Linked DNA regions of Homo sapiens: all the other regions are linked to region 2. A link is a contact called in ENCODE Hi-C or POLR2A ChIA-PET data. All regions are on one chromosome and are shown on one strand. The core of a region is the stretch at or near the end of the contact, and the rest is flanking DNA. Distances in the headings are between cores, read along the strand shown. Region 1 holds the start of USP4 (ubiquitin specific peptidase 4). Region 2 holds the start of MON1A (MON1 vesicular trafficking associated A). Region 3 holds the start of TCTA (T cell leukemia translocation altered).

What was found. Hi-C counts contacts between places; a loop is a spot of excess contacts on that map. ChIA-PET counts read pairs that join two places held with the same protein, here RNA polymerase II (POLR2A). Pooled maps may share reads with other maps.
Region 1: a loop to region 2 is called in a map of breast epithelium, with 15 times the contacts of the local background. The contact joins the promoter of USP4 here to the promoter of MON1A in region 2. A Hi-C loop is called at or near these places in 1 of 168 maps with a recorded cell type or tissue (breast epithelium) and 4 of 50 pooled maps. POLR2A ChIA-PET finds 5 or more read pairs at or near these places in 3 of 52 experiments (Caco-2, GM12878 and activated T-cell).
Region 3: a map of CD4-positive, alpha-beta memory T cell shows a loop between it and region 2 (5-fold over the local background). The contact joins the promoter of TCTA here to the promoter of MON1A in region 2. A Hi-C loop is called at or near these places in 1 of 168 maps with a recorded cell type or tissue (CD4-positive, alpha-beta memory T cell), 1 of 37 single-sample maps with no recorded cell type and 6 of 50 pooled maps.

What each region holds. Positions count from the first base shown.
Region 1 is chr3:49,338,012-49,342,313 of GRCh38, reverse strand. It overlaps USP4 (ubiquitin specific peptidase 4), which reads left to right and starts at 2,261. Exons shown (of 22, transcript NM_003363.4): 1 at 2,261-2,390. The coding sequence starts at 2,290. RefSeq lists enhancers at 1,641-1,700, 1,791-1,960, 1,591-2,090 and a silencer at 2,131-2,320.
Region 2 is chr3:49,927,965-49,931,763 of GRCh38, reverse strand. It overlaps MON1A (MON1 vesicular trafficking associated A), which reads left to right and starts at 1,953. Exons shown (of 6, transcript NM_032355.4): 1 at 1,953-2,155. RefSeq lists a silencer at 1,897-2,246.
Region 3 is chr3:49,410,980-49,414,767 of GRCh38, reverse strand. TCTA (T cell leukemia translocation altered) reads right to left here and starts at 2,345. Exons shown (of 3, transcript NM_022171.3): 1 at 2,128-2,345; 2 at 1,658-1,712. The coding sequence starts at 2,341. It overlaps RHOA (ras homolog family member A), which reads left to right and starts at 2,792. Exons shown (of 5, transcript NM_001664.4): 1 at 2,792-2,948. RefSeq lists enhancers at 2,133-2,542, 2,478-2,772, 2,671-3,645 and silencers at 2,613-2,912, 2,973-3,252, 3,263-3,352.

The DNA.
Region 1 (4,302 bases), core at 1,012-3,511, 590 kb after region 2:
TAGAAAAATAAGAATAATAAAATAAAATAGACATGGCTTCTCTGTTTCTCCTCTTCTCCCTCACAGCCACCTCCATAGTGAGAGGTTCCTAATGGTTCTGTGTCTGAGTTACACCACCGTGGGCGTGAAGCACCCTCAGCCATTTTGTCTCTGCTTCAAAACTTCCTATAATGCCTGCCTGCCTTTTAAGGCAGGATATATGGTCTGTCTGGCCTCCTTTCTAGCTTTAGATCCCCTTAGGCTGTTGTAGCGTTGTAGTGCCCGCCTCAACTGGCCTAATCCCCACTCTCTGATCCTGTCCTGCCTTTTCCAGAAATTATCTTCTGGTCCCTTGAGTCTCCCCTCCTGTAACATGCATCCTCATCTTTATTCTGCCAGCATTTTTTTTCAATACCACACTCAAATGTTACTCAAGTCAAAGGCTTCCTATGAGAGCAGGGGTTGTGCCTGGCGTTCTACAGCCTTTGGTTCACACCCCCTTTTTTTTTTAGAGGGGGTCTTGCTCTGTTGCCCAGGCTGGAGTGCAGTGGCGCAATCTCGGCTCACTGCAACCTCTGCCTCCCAGGTTCAAGCGATTCTTCTGCCTTAGCCTCCCGAGTAGCTGAGACTAGGTGTGGGCCACCACTAACGGCTAATTTTTTTTTTTTTTTTTGTATTTTTAGTAGAGAAGGGGTTTCACCATATTAGCCACGCTGGTCTCGAACTCCTAACCTCGTGATCTGCCCGCCTCGGCCTCCCAAAGTCCTAGGATTACAAACATGAACCACCGCGCCGGACGCCCGGTCTTTTTTTTTTTTTTTTTTTAAGACATTTCGGTCTCCACGTTGGTCAGGCTGGTCTCGAATGCCCGACCTCAGGTGATCCTCCTGCCTCGGCCTCCCAAAGTGCTGGGATTACAGGTGTGAGCCACCGCGCCCGGCCGGTTCACACCCTTTATTTGTATTTATTTTTTTTTTTTTGAGACAGGGTCTCACTTTGCCGTCCAGTCTCAAGTGCAGTGGCGCCATCTCGACTCACTGCAACCTCGACCTCCTGGGCTCAAGGGATCTTCCTACCTCAGCCTCCCAAGTACCTGGGACCACAGACGCGAGCCACTGCCCGGCTATTTTTTGTATTTTTTTGTAGAGACGGGATTTCGCTATGTTGCCGAGGTTGGTCTCTAACTCCTGGGCTGAACCTATCCTTCCGCCTCAGCCTCCCAAAGTGCTGGGACGACAGGCTTGAACCACCGCGCCCGGCCTGGTTCACACACTTTAATGGCACTTACCACATACTGCTAGGCATTGAGGTTATTTCTGTAACATCTCTTCTTTTCTACTAGATTCTATGAGGGCAGGAACTAGGTCTTATTTTTCTCTGAGGACAAGGACTGTTAGACAAGTGTATGGAGACGCATCTAGACCAACTGCCTGACTTCCTCTTTCCTCTGGGTTTACTTCTCCCTCCAAGAGGAGGGTTGTGTGTGTGAGCGGGGCGACTGGAAAACATAGTGTTCAGGACGTTGTATCTTGTTCCAGGAACTAAGTACACGCCTGGGTAACTAATGTGGAGTACCTCTCCTTCCCCTGTTGCTATCGCCCCTCTGTGGCTGCTTGGCAAGTAGCTCAGTATGAAGAGCTGACGGAATTCTGCGGTGGGCCAGGTGGCTCTGGCGTCGACTGTTTAAGGCGACTGTTAATGACTACAACACACCATTGAGTCTTGGTCCCAAGGCGCTGGTGCACATGGTACTTCCCGAAATCCCTGTAGGGCCGCTGGAGCAGGAGCCCCGATCCCACGTTTGGGCAGCTGACTCGCCTAAGGCCTCCAGCTGAAAGCGGAATTGCAGGGGTGAGAATGAGCAGACCTAACTACCGGGCTTCTCGCACCTGGCCTGCATTTATTTAGGACCACGATAACCTCGAAGGCCAGGCTGGGGTGCCCGATGGGTCGTGGGCTTGCTGCCTAACTCCCTGAGATCGGCGGGCTGAACAGAGCTTCGAAGTGTAGCGCCATCCTGAGCAGAGGAAGGGGCGCCCGAAGGCCGCGTAGCGGGCGGCAGGGCGGGAGGAAGTAGCAGCTGCTGCTCCCCGCCCACCCCTCTCGCGTGTGCCTTTCCGCTCCACTGTTCGCCGGTGAGCTAGGTGGCGCGAGAGCGGAGGGGAGAAAAGACAGCGGCTGCAGGAGCCGAAGGCCGCGGCTCGAGGTGGGGCAGGGGCGGGCACGCGAGCGTGCGTGCGTGGGCGCGGTCTATAGCACGCCGCGCGCGGGGCGGATGTCCGGGCCGGCTGGGCCGGGGCCGCGGAGGAGATGGCGGAAGGTGGAGGCTGCCGTGAGCGACCGGATGCGGAGACTCAGAAGTCCGAGCTTGGACCCTTAATGAGGACCACACTCCAACGCGGGGCGCAGTGGTGAGCTCCCGGCTCGCTCTTCCTCTATGCAGAACCAGGGGCCGAGAAAAAGGGGCCTCCTTTTTCTCGGCTAGAGTAGGGGCTGGGCGGGGATGGTATGTAGTGACCCTGGAAGAGTAGCCTGACACCTGCCCCTCAGGAGAATAACTCCAGGATCAGCTCTGGGAAAGCGCAGGCGGGGCCTGAGTGTCGTCTCAGTTCATTTGGAGCCCTAGGGGGCGGGCCCGGCGGGGGCCAGGAGGAGGGATGTGGAGAAGGGGAAGGTTGGTGGGGACCCTAAGGGTGGGGAGAGCCCTTTACCATGAGGACTCGCCGTGTGACCTTGGGCGAAGGTGTCACAGACCTGGATTCCTCACTGTTAAAACCAGGATAGCAATATTTGGCTCACCGACCTCAGTGGGTTGAGGGGAAAATCAGAAGTAGATACTTTGTAACTTGTAAACTGCCAACAGATGTCAAGGTCAGAAGCTGAACAAATGTCTGAGAACCCCGATTATTTTGGTAGCAAGTGTCAAAAATATTTGCGGCAGCAGTGTCTTGGAGTGGGAGAGGAGGATAGCCTAGGTCCTGGAGCTAGATAGAAGATGAAGGGTCCAGAATTTAGAAGACCCAGGCTGAGTTATTAGGCATCTTAATAGATTGTTTAGTAGAGGGGACAATACTTTGTACTACTGGAGAGATTCCTGGGTGGTGTAATTGTGTAGGAGTAGAAAAACTAAGGCTAGACTTTGCATCGAGTATGATTGTTACCCATCTTGTTTGTTTTGTTTTGTTTTGAGATGGAGTTTCACTCTTGTTGCCCAAGCTGGAGTGCAGTGGCGTGATCTTGGCTCACGGCAACCTCCGCCTCCCGGGTTCAAGCGATTCTCCTGCCTCAGCCTCCCGAGTAGCTGGGATTACAGGCTCACGCCACCACACCCAGCTAATTTTTTGTATTTTTAGTAGAGACCGGGTTTCACCATGTTGGGTAGGCTGGTCTCAAACTCTTGACCTTATGATCCACCCGCCTCGGCCTCCCAAAGTGCTGGGATTACAGGTGGGAGCCACCGTGCTCGGCCCGAGTGTTACCTATCTTTAAGAAATCATTGTGGTGATGATCTGCCGAGGAATTGAGCAGGAGAATAGAAAAATTGGGGTTAGGAGGAGTACAGATAACAGCTTATGTATTCACCTTGAGCTAACCAGTTTGTGAAAGGCAGGGTAAACAGAGGTACTTTTTTTGTGTTTTCTTTTCTTTTCTTTTCTTTTTTTTTTTTTTTTTGAGAAGGAATTTCGCTCTTGTTGCCCATGCTGGAGGGCAATGGCGCGATCTCGGGTCACGGCAACCTCCCCCTCCCATGTTCAAGCGATTCTCCTGCCTCAGCCTCCCCAGTAGCTAGGATTACAGGCATGCGCCACCACGGCCGGCTAATTTTTTTTGTATTTTTAGTAGAGACGGGGTTTCTCCATTTTGGTCAGGCTGGTCTCGAATTCCAGATCTCAGGTGATCGCCCGCTGTGGCCTCCCAAAGTGCTGGGATTACAGGCGGAAGCTACTGCGCCCGGCCTAGCAGAGGTACTTTTTAAGTTAACCTCTATAGGGTTCATAAAGAATACTCAGCAGAAGTAGAGGAAGTTTAAGATAGACTAAAATCATACAGTAAAATTGTATGGAAGGTATTGCTCAAGGGATTTGGAAGAAAAATAGCATTTTAGAGATGGATGTGTTTATGGATCCTTGTGACCTCTGGGAAGCTGCCTGACCTCCTCTCACATTTGTTGGTTATAAAATTTTAAGGATGCACCAATATAATTGTTGATGCTTTGTTGCTCCACAGAGATTGTTTTAATTGTAAAACAGCATAGAGATACTTTTTTTTTTTTTTTTTTTTTTTTTTTTTGAGACGAAGTCTCGCTGCATCACCAGGCTGGAG
Region 2 (3,799 bases), core at 704-3,203:
GCCTTGTCAACATAGCATAGTGAAACCACCATCTCTAAAAAAAAAATAAAAAAAGAAAAAGAAAAAGGAAAGGAACATAGCCAGGACATTTCTGTACCAAGCAGAGAATGTTATATCTTGACTTAAACTCTCCTTCCTTCCTTCCTTCCTCCCTCCCTCCCTTCCTTCCTTCTTTCTTAACTTTCTCCTTCTTGTTGTCCATGATCATGGCTCACTTCAGACTTGATCTCCTGGGCTCAAGTAATTCTTCCTGCTTCAGCCTGTGGAGTAATTGGGATTACAAGGCTGTGCCACCAAGCCCAGCTCATGGCTCAAACTCTTATAGTGTAATAATTAGAGAAAACAACTGTATAAATGATTCTTGCCCTAAGGGAGGGAACTTGGACTTCTGAGCTAATGAGGAGATAAAATACTGAGTGATCTGTGGAGACCTGGAGAGACTCTCAGTTAAGGAATAGGGCATTTTCTTATGTCCTTACCTAAAAGTGGGGGACATGGGGGTGAGAAAGCTTCCCTTAGACTATGTGCAAGAACTTGATAGCCTTATGCAAAGCCATCTTCAGTGAAAGGCCACAGCTTTGTCACCATGTCAGTCACAGGCCAGTGTTGTGGAAGCAGGCTACAAGTGGCAGCCATCTGAGACTGGAAGAAAAGCCCAGGGGCGGAGCTCTACCCTAACTCCAGTGTAGGGCTTAGAGAGGAAAAGGACACTGCCCCCAGGTGCTTGTGGAGCAGCAGGGAAAGTCAGAGGAGTGATCTGACTTTTTTTTTCATCCTATTAACTTTTGGGAGAATTAACCATAAGGCTGTAAAGTGAATTAATTGCTTCAGAAAAGAACATGAGCAGTGGTGCCAAACACTAATTTTACTTTTTAAAACCATCTCTAAAAATAAGGGTCTTTTGGGAGAGCCTGTTGTTGACTGTTTTCCTGTTGTTTTTATTGCTTTGCGTCTAGGAAATTACAAACAATGATTCTTTGCAATGGTAAATCACCTGGGGAGCTTTTAAAACAATAGTGATGCCTGGCTCCCCAACACTCCACCCTACTCTAAATTCAATTAAATCAAAATCTCTAGGGCTGGTGTCCAGGCATTAGTTTTTTTGTTGTTGTTTTTGAGACAGGGTCTCGCTCTGGTGCTCAGGCTGGAGTGCAGGGCATGATCATGGCTCACAGCAACCTCGACCTCCTGGAATCCCACTTCAGCCTCCCGAGTATCTGGGACTACAGGCACACGCCATCAAGCCTGGCTAGTTTTTGTATTTTTAGTAGAGATGGGGTTTCACCATGTTGGCCAGGCTGGTCTGGAACTCCTGACCTCAAGTGATCCGCCCACCTCGGTCTCCCAAGTGTTGGGATTACAGGCGTGAGCCGCCTCGCCCGTCCTAGTTCTTTTTTTTTTTTTTTAAAGCTTCCCGGCTTATTCTATGTGCCGTCAGAGTTGAGAACTACCGTTCTAGAGCATTATACTGATACATTAAAACGTGGCTACAAATATGTTTTTAGAAACAATTAGTGCGACTTTTGCGCATGCCCACATCCTTTACAGCCTGTGTGGCTGGGCCCACTAATGACATTTATCCAGTCCCCCAAACTTGCACTGTCCTTCCACAATCAGTGGGAGAAACAATCCTAACGTCCCTTTCTCTCACTTGAAATGAACTGCTAGCTGGCTCGGACGGAGAGGCCCAGAGTCCAGGGCTGTTCTGTGTGGGACTCTAGACTCGGAGGAGGCGCCCAGGCCCCTAGAAGGCGGCGCCGGATGAGGCAATCGCGGACCCGGGTCAGGACCTGCCCACGGCTCTGCTGGGACTAGGAGCCCAGAACCAGTCCCTCGGCGCCGCAGGCGGCCAAACGCTAAGGACTACATTTCCCACAATGCACCCCGGGGGCGGGCCGAGTCGGGCTGAGCGGCTGGAGCTGGGCCTTGGCCGCGAGAGGCCGGCGAAAGCTATCTTCCTGCACCGGCGGCCGGGTGAGGGCGGTGGGAGGGAGCGGTGCCTGCGCTGTGGCCATGTCTGTGTACGCAGGGGGCCGGGGCCCCGCGAAGCTGTGCCCTCAGGCCGGCCCCGGCCGGACACCCTTACCCCTCCATGGGTCCGGCAGAGGGCAGTGACCGGCACCTTCTGTGCGTCCTGGACTCCTCTGAGAAACAGGTGAGTTGACTGCCAGCCCACGTGGCCTGGAGGCACCTAGAGACTGGAGAGCTGTCATCTTTGGAGGGAGGGGCTTGAAGACGGGGGCCTCCAGCCATCAACGCTATCGTTTGCAATGGGAAGACTGTGTCTCCCTGCGGTCCCTCAGCCGGCTAGTCCCCAGCTGGGGAATACAAAAGGCGAGATCTGGAACCCATCCTTTGGCTGGGAGGGCGAGATCCGGTAGGGGGCAGTGGCCAGGTAGGACTCTCCCCACTCCCCCACCCCCGCCCCGCCAACAAACGTACACATATTCGGCCGGTAGAGTCTTCTCAAAAAGCAACAGAGGTAACTGGGATGAGCGGGGCAGCACCTGGAAGGGGCTTGGGTCTTTGCTTTGTTGTTTTTAGACGGAGTTTCACTCTTGTTGCCCAGTCTGGAGTGCAGTGGTGTGATCTCAGCTCTCTGCAACCTCCGCCTCCCAGGTTCAAGCGATTCTCCTGCCTCAGCCTCCCGAGTAGCTGGGATTACAGGCATGCGCCACCACGCCCAGCTAATTTTTTGTATTTTTGTATTTTTTTAGTAGAGACGGGGTTTCACCATGTTGGCCAGGCTCGTCTTGAACTCCTGACCTCAGGTGATCTGCCTGCCTCAGCTTCCCAAAGTGCTGGGATTACAGGCATGAGCCACTGCGCCTGGCCGGACTTTGCACCAGTTTGCCTGGTGCAACTGGGTTGTCCCTTGTACTGGGTGAGCCACCCTTTCTGGGCACAAGTTTGCAGAGGGAGAGTGAGCACCCTTTGTCAGGGAGGGAAGTAACCGCCAGAAGTGACAAGGACCAGACTGTGATCTCAGCATGGAGTAGGCATCCTGCTGAAGCAGCCATAGCACAGCCTCACCTGGGCCTTGTCTGCCACACATCCTGTATCCTGGCACCTCCTTTCCAGACAGGCCGCTCCAAAGGGTTAAGGTGAAATGAAGTGCTATCCAAGCAAGAAGAGGGAGCAGGAGTGGTAGGGAGTCAGTAGGGAGGGGCTTCTGAAGGCCTTCTCTGCTCCAAGGCTGCCTGAGTGAGAGAGGCACACTACAAGGGCTGATTGAGCCAACTTGTTTGGTGACATTGCTCACAGGCATAGCAGGGCACTTCTAGGAAAAGCAAGGCCTGGGGCTTCTAGAGGGGTTGTCTGAGAAGGGTTCCCTGAGAAGGGGCATCTGGGGCTGGTTCTAAGAGACCTCCTTTGCCTAACTTCTTCAATTCTAGCCTCCCAGGAGCTTCAGTTGCACAGTTGTGGCTCCAATGGGGGTTGGGGTGGATTTTGCTGTGATTCACTCAGCCTCCCTGTCTGAGTTTCCAGAGTAAGTATTCAGAGAGCTGTTTGCTTCATCAGGCCTCTGGCTGGACCCCAGACTGACCTAGGAGATGCTGAGATACTGTATGATCTCAGGTGGCAGGAGAACTATTGTGAAGGAAGCATCCACTAGCTCTGGCCAGCTGATCTGGCCCCCGCCAACCCTTCCCCATGCAGGTACCGTGCTGGGTACCACTCAGCCACACTGGGCTTAGTCAGCTAAAGCCCACAAGGGATCAGTGGAGAGTGGGCCCTGAGGACAGAATAAGTAAGCTATTGTAGACCTTGTTTGGGTCTTTGAACCAAAAGTGCAACG
Region 3 (3,788 bases), core at 1,096-3,595, 520 kb after region 2:
GTTGCTGAAATTGGCTCTCCCAAGCTCCTTCTTGGGGGCTGAGCTAGGCTCAGTAAGGTCACATAACAATCTAGACCTCTCTGCTGGTCTCCCACAGCCCACCCTGGGCCCAGCACCTTCTCCCTGCAGACTCATTCTTCTTCCTGGTTCTCCATGTTAGTACGGCATTGCCATCCTTCTCTAGTTTTTTTATTCTTTTTATTTATTACTATTGTTATTACTTTTCTTTTTTTGAGACGGAGTTTCACTCTTGTTGCCCAGGTTGGGGTGCAATGGCAAGATCTCAGCTCACTGCAGCCTCCACCTCCCGGGTTCAAGCAATTTTCCTGCCTCAGCCTCCCAAGTAGCTGGGATTACAGGCGCCCGCCACCACACCCAGCTAGTTTTTGTATTTTTAGTGAAGACGGGGTTTCGCCATGTTGGCCAGGCTGGTCTCAAACTCCTGGCCTCAGGTGATCTACCCTCCTCAGTCTCCCAAAGTGCTAGGAACAGGCGTGAGCCACCATGCCCGGCCTGTTATTTTTTTTGAGACAGAGTCTCACTCTGATGCCCAGTCTGGAGTGCAGTGGCGTGATCTGGGCTCACTGCAACCTCTGCCTCCTGGGTTCAAGTGATTCTCATGCCTCAGCCTCCCGAGTAGCTGGGATTACAGGCGTATGCCACCATGCCCAGCTAATTTTTTCTATTTTTAGTAAAGACGGGGTTTCCCTATGTTGGCCAGGCTAGTCTCAAACTCCTGACCTCAAGTGATCCGCCCATCTCAGCCTCCCAAAGTGCTGGGATTACAGGCATGAGCCATGGGGCCTGGCCTCTTCTCTAAGACAGAAACCTGGGCAGTGGCAGCCTTTCTAACCTCTAGCCCTAACTCTTGGACCCCTTTATCTACTTGCCATGAAGTAGGCATTTATAAAGGCAAATTAGATCAGACCACAGCCTTGCTGAGTTAGTCTTTCAATGGCTCCCAGGGTCCAACAAGCTCTCACGTTCAAGCTCCAGCATCACAGTCTTACCTATTCTAATATGTCACCCGTATTCTTCCCTCTTAGCCTTGCTCAATCCATTCCCTTTGCTTGGTACACTTTGTCACCCTGTGGCATTTGATCTCGGCTTAGGTGTCTTTCTTGGGAGAAGCCTTCCCTGACCACCCTTGCCCCATGCACTGCCGCCCTCCCCTAATAAATCCCTGGCTCCCCATGAGCAGGGCCCGGGTTGTCTTTGTTCTCTGGGCCTCGTGTGGCCCCTATCACGTGATAGGGGCCCAGAGATTATCTGAATGAATGCCCTGATTAGTGAGCGCATGTTTTGCAGAAGAGGAGGCTGACCCTGATGAGGTCAATGTGCTCAGGACAGAGATTACTGCCTTCCCAACTGAGGGGATTGTGCAGAGTGGAATCCAACAAACCTGTCATTTCATCTCTCTGAAATTATGACAATACCACCACCTATCCTACAGGCTGCTGAACAGCATGATGATGGACTGTCCAGACCTTGGTGTCACCCTAACTTGAAGCCTGAGCTCTACGTGCAGACTTGAAGCTTGCTGCAAAGGCCATTAAGCTGGTGGGCTTAAAGCCTGAGAACTCCCCTCTCTGTCACCAGCACAGGAGTGTCCTTGGAATGCCAAGCATGGGGTTGCGGTATGGACAGATTTACTCACCACGAAGGGAAATGCGTGGAGCCATCAGGCGTGGATCCATTCTGACCACCCAGACCTGGAGGCAGAAACACATCCAGAGCTGCAGAAGGCTGGGGTGGGAATCTGAGCAGGCATCAGCCCAGGTCAGGTTAGAGACCACTGGTATTGTTTGGTGAAGTCTGGTGAGGGTCCTAAGGGACTAATGGTATTGCCAGGTGAGAGTTCTGAGGAACAGATACAATGTGATGGGTGGACTGGTGGGGATTCTGGCGTAAAATGGTATGGTGGCATGAGTCAGGGCACAACGTTAAGTTCTCCCATCCAAGTACCTGGCTTAGCTTCCGAGGTCAGATGCGTTCAGGGTAGTAAGGCCGTGAACCAATGTTAAGTTCTGATGAGCCTCTTGCAGGATAGTGGGGAACCCAATGGTACAGTCGGGAGAGGGTGGGGGCGGGGGCGGCCAGCCCACGGAGGTTCGTAGGAAGCCTCACCTGGACGGTGATACAACCCGGTCACTGTATTCCCGTAGAACCCCCACGCCAGCTGGATGCCCAGGAGACTTAACACCAACCACAGCAGCAGCAGCTTGAAGAGGGTCACGCGCATGTCCTGCGCCTCCCACTCCCGCAAGAACTCGCTGCCCAGCGCGCCCAGCACCGTGGCCGGCAGAGCCTGCAAGGCCTGCCCAGACCAGGACTCCGCCATGACTGGCCCTCGCCCCACCCGGGGTACTGTCACCGTAGTCCCCACCACGCACGCGTGTGGTCTTCCGGGACCAGGCCCGTTAGTGCGCACGCGTAAACCCAGCCAGGGTGGGGCCTACTTCGCGTGCGTGAAGAGTTGGCAGTTCGGGGAGGAGTATTAAAACCGCGCACGCGCACCTAACCCCACCCTGCTTGCTTAAGGGATGAGTGACTCCGGGAGTACAAAATAGCAACCAGGTCTTTTATAGCCCCGGAGTTCCCGTGATGCCCCACGCGGCTGCAATGATTGGTTAAGGGTTTTGCTTTTAGGGCGTGGACGGGCTCCTGAGCAATAGTGGATGAGCTGTGAGTGCGCGCGCGTGCGCGGGGCCGCGACCTGTGCCGGCTCGAGCCCGCTGGGCACTCGGAGGCGCGCACGTCGTTCCCCGCCCTCCCGCCGCCGCCCGCCCTCGCTCTCTCGCGCTACCCTCCCGCCGCCCGCGGTCCTCCGTCGGTTCTCTCGTTAGTCCACGGTCTGGTCTTCAGCTACCCGCCTTCGTCTCCGAGTTTGCGACTCGCGGACCGGCGTCCCCGGCGCGAAGAGGCTGGACTCGGATTCGTTGCCTGAGGTGAGCGGAAGGGTTCCCTCCAGGCGCCGCGGGGCCCCAGGCCCGCCAGCCCGGTACTCTTCCGGCCGGCAGGCCGCCGCACCGCCGCGGCCGCGCCCCACCGGCTGCTCGTGGCCGAGCCGCCCCTGGCCCCTGACCCTTGACCTGACTCCCAGCCCGGGCCCCGCGCCCCAAGCGGCGACCCCGCCCGCGCAGTCCCCGGAAGCGCGCCCGGTAGTCTCCTGTGCCCCTTCCCCCGCCCGGCCGGGCCTGGTGGAGCCCAGGCTGCCCGCCTGCCCGCCCTCGGTCCCCGGAGCTTCCTCTCCCAGCGGCGCCGGGCAGGGCGGGGGCTTTGGGCCGGGCCCCGCGACCGCGCAGTGTAGCCGGCCGCTGAAAGCGCGCGTGGCTGTCGGAGTTGAAATGGGAAAGAAACTCTTTACAACTCCATTTTGCTTTTTACGTTTAACGAGAAACGACAATCACTGTTTCATATTGATTAAAGTCCAGTTACACTTTGGGTAGGTTTTCTTTTAATGCAGACTTGTTGGAGACTGTGTAAGTAAGTAAAAGATTGTATTGAACGCTTAGGGGTATGATCTACGGCCATACCACCTGGAACGCGCCCGAACTCGTCTGAAAGCTTTGGGGTCTGTTTTGAGTGGAAAAGGGGTATTTTCCATTTGGAAAAAAAAAACAACACACAAAACTGTAAATGATTTAAGCGATGTTGCATGAAAATAGATGCAATGTTGCTTAGTCGAAGTCGCTGTATTGATTAGGAATGATCTAAATATCTGTACCTTAGTTACTGATTGGATCTACAGTTACGGGTCGTCTTCATTGAATAGCGCTATTCGCATC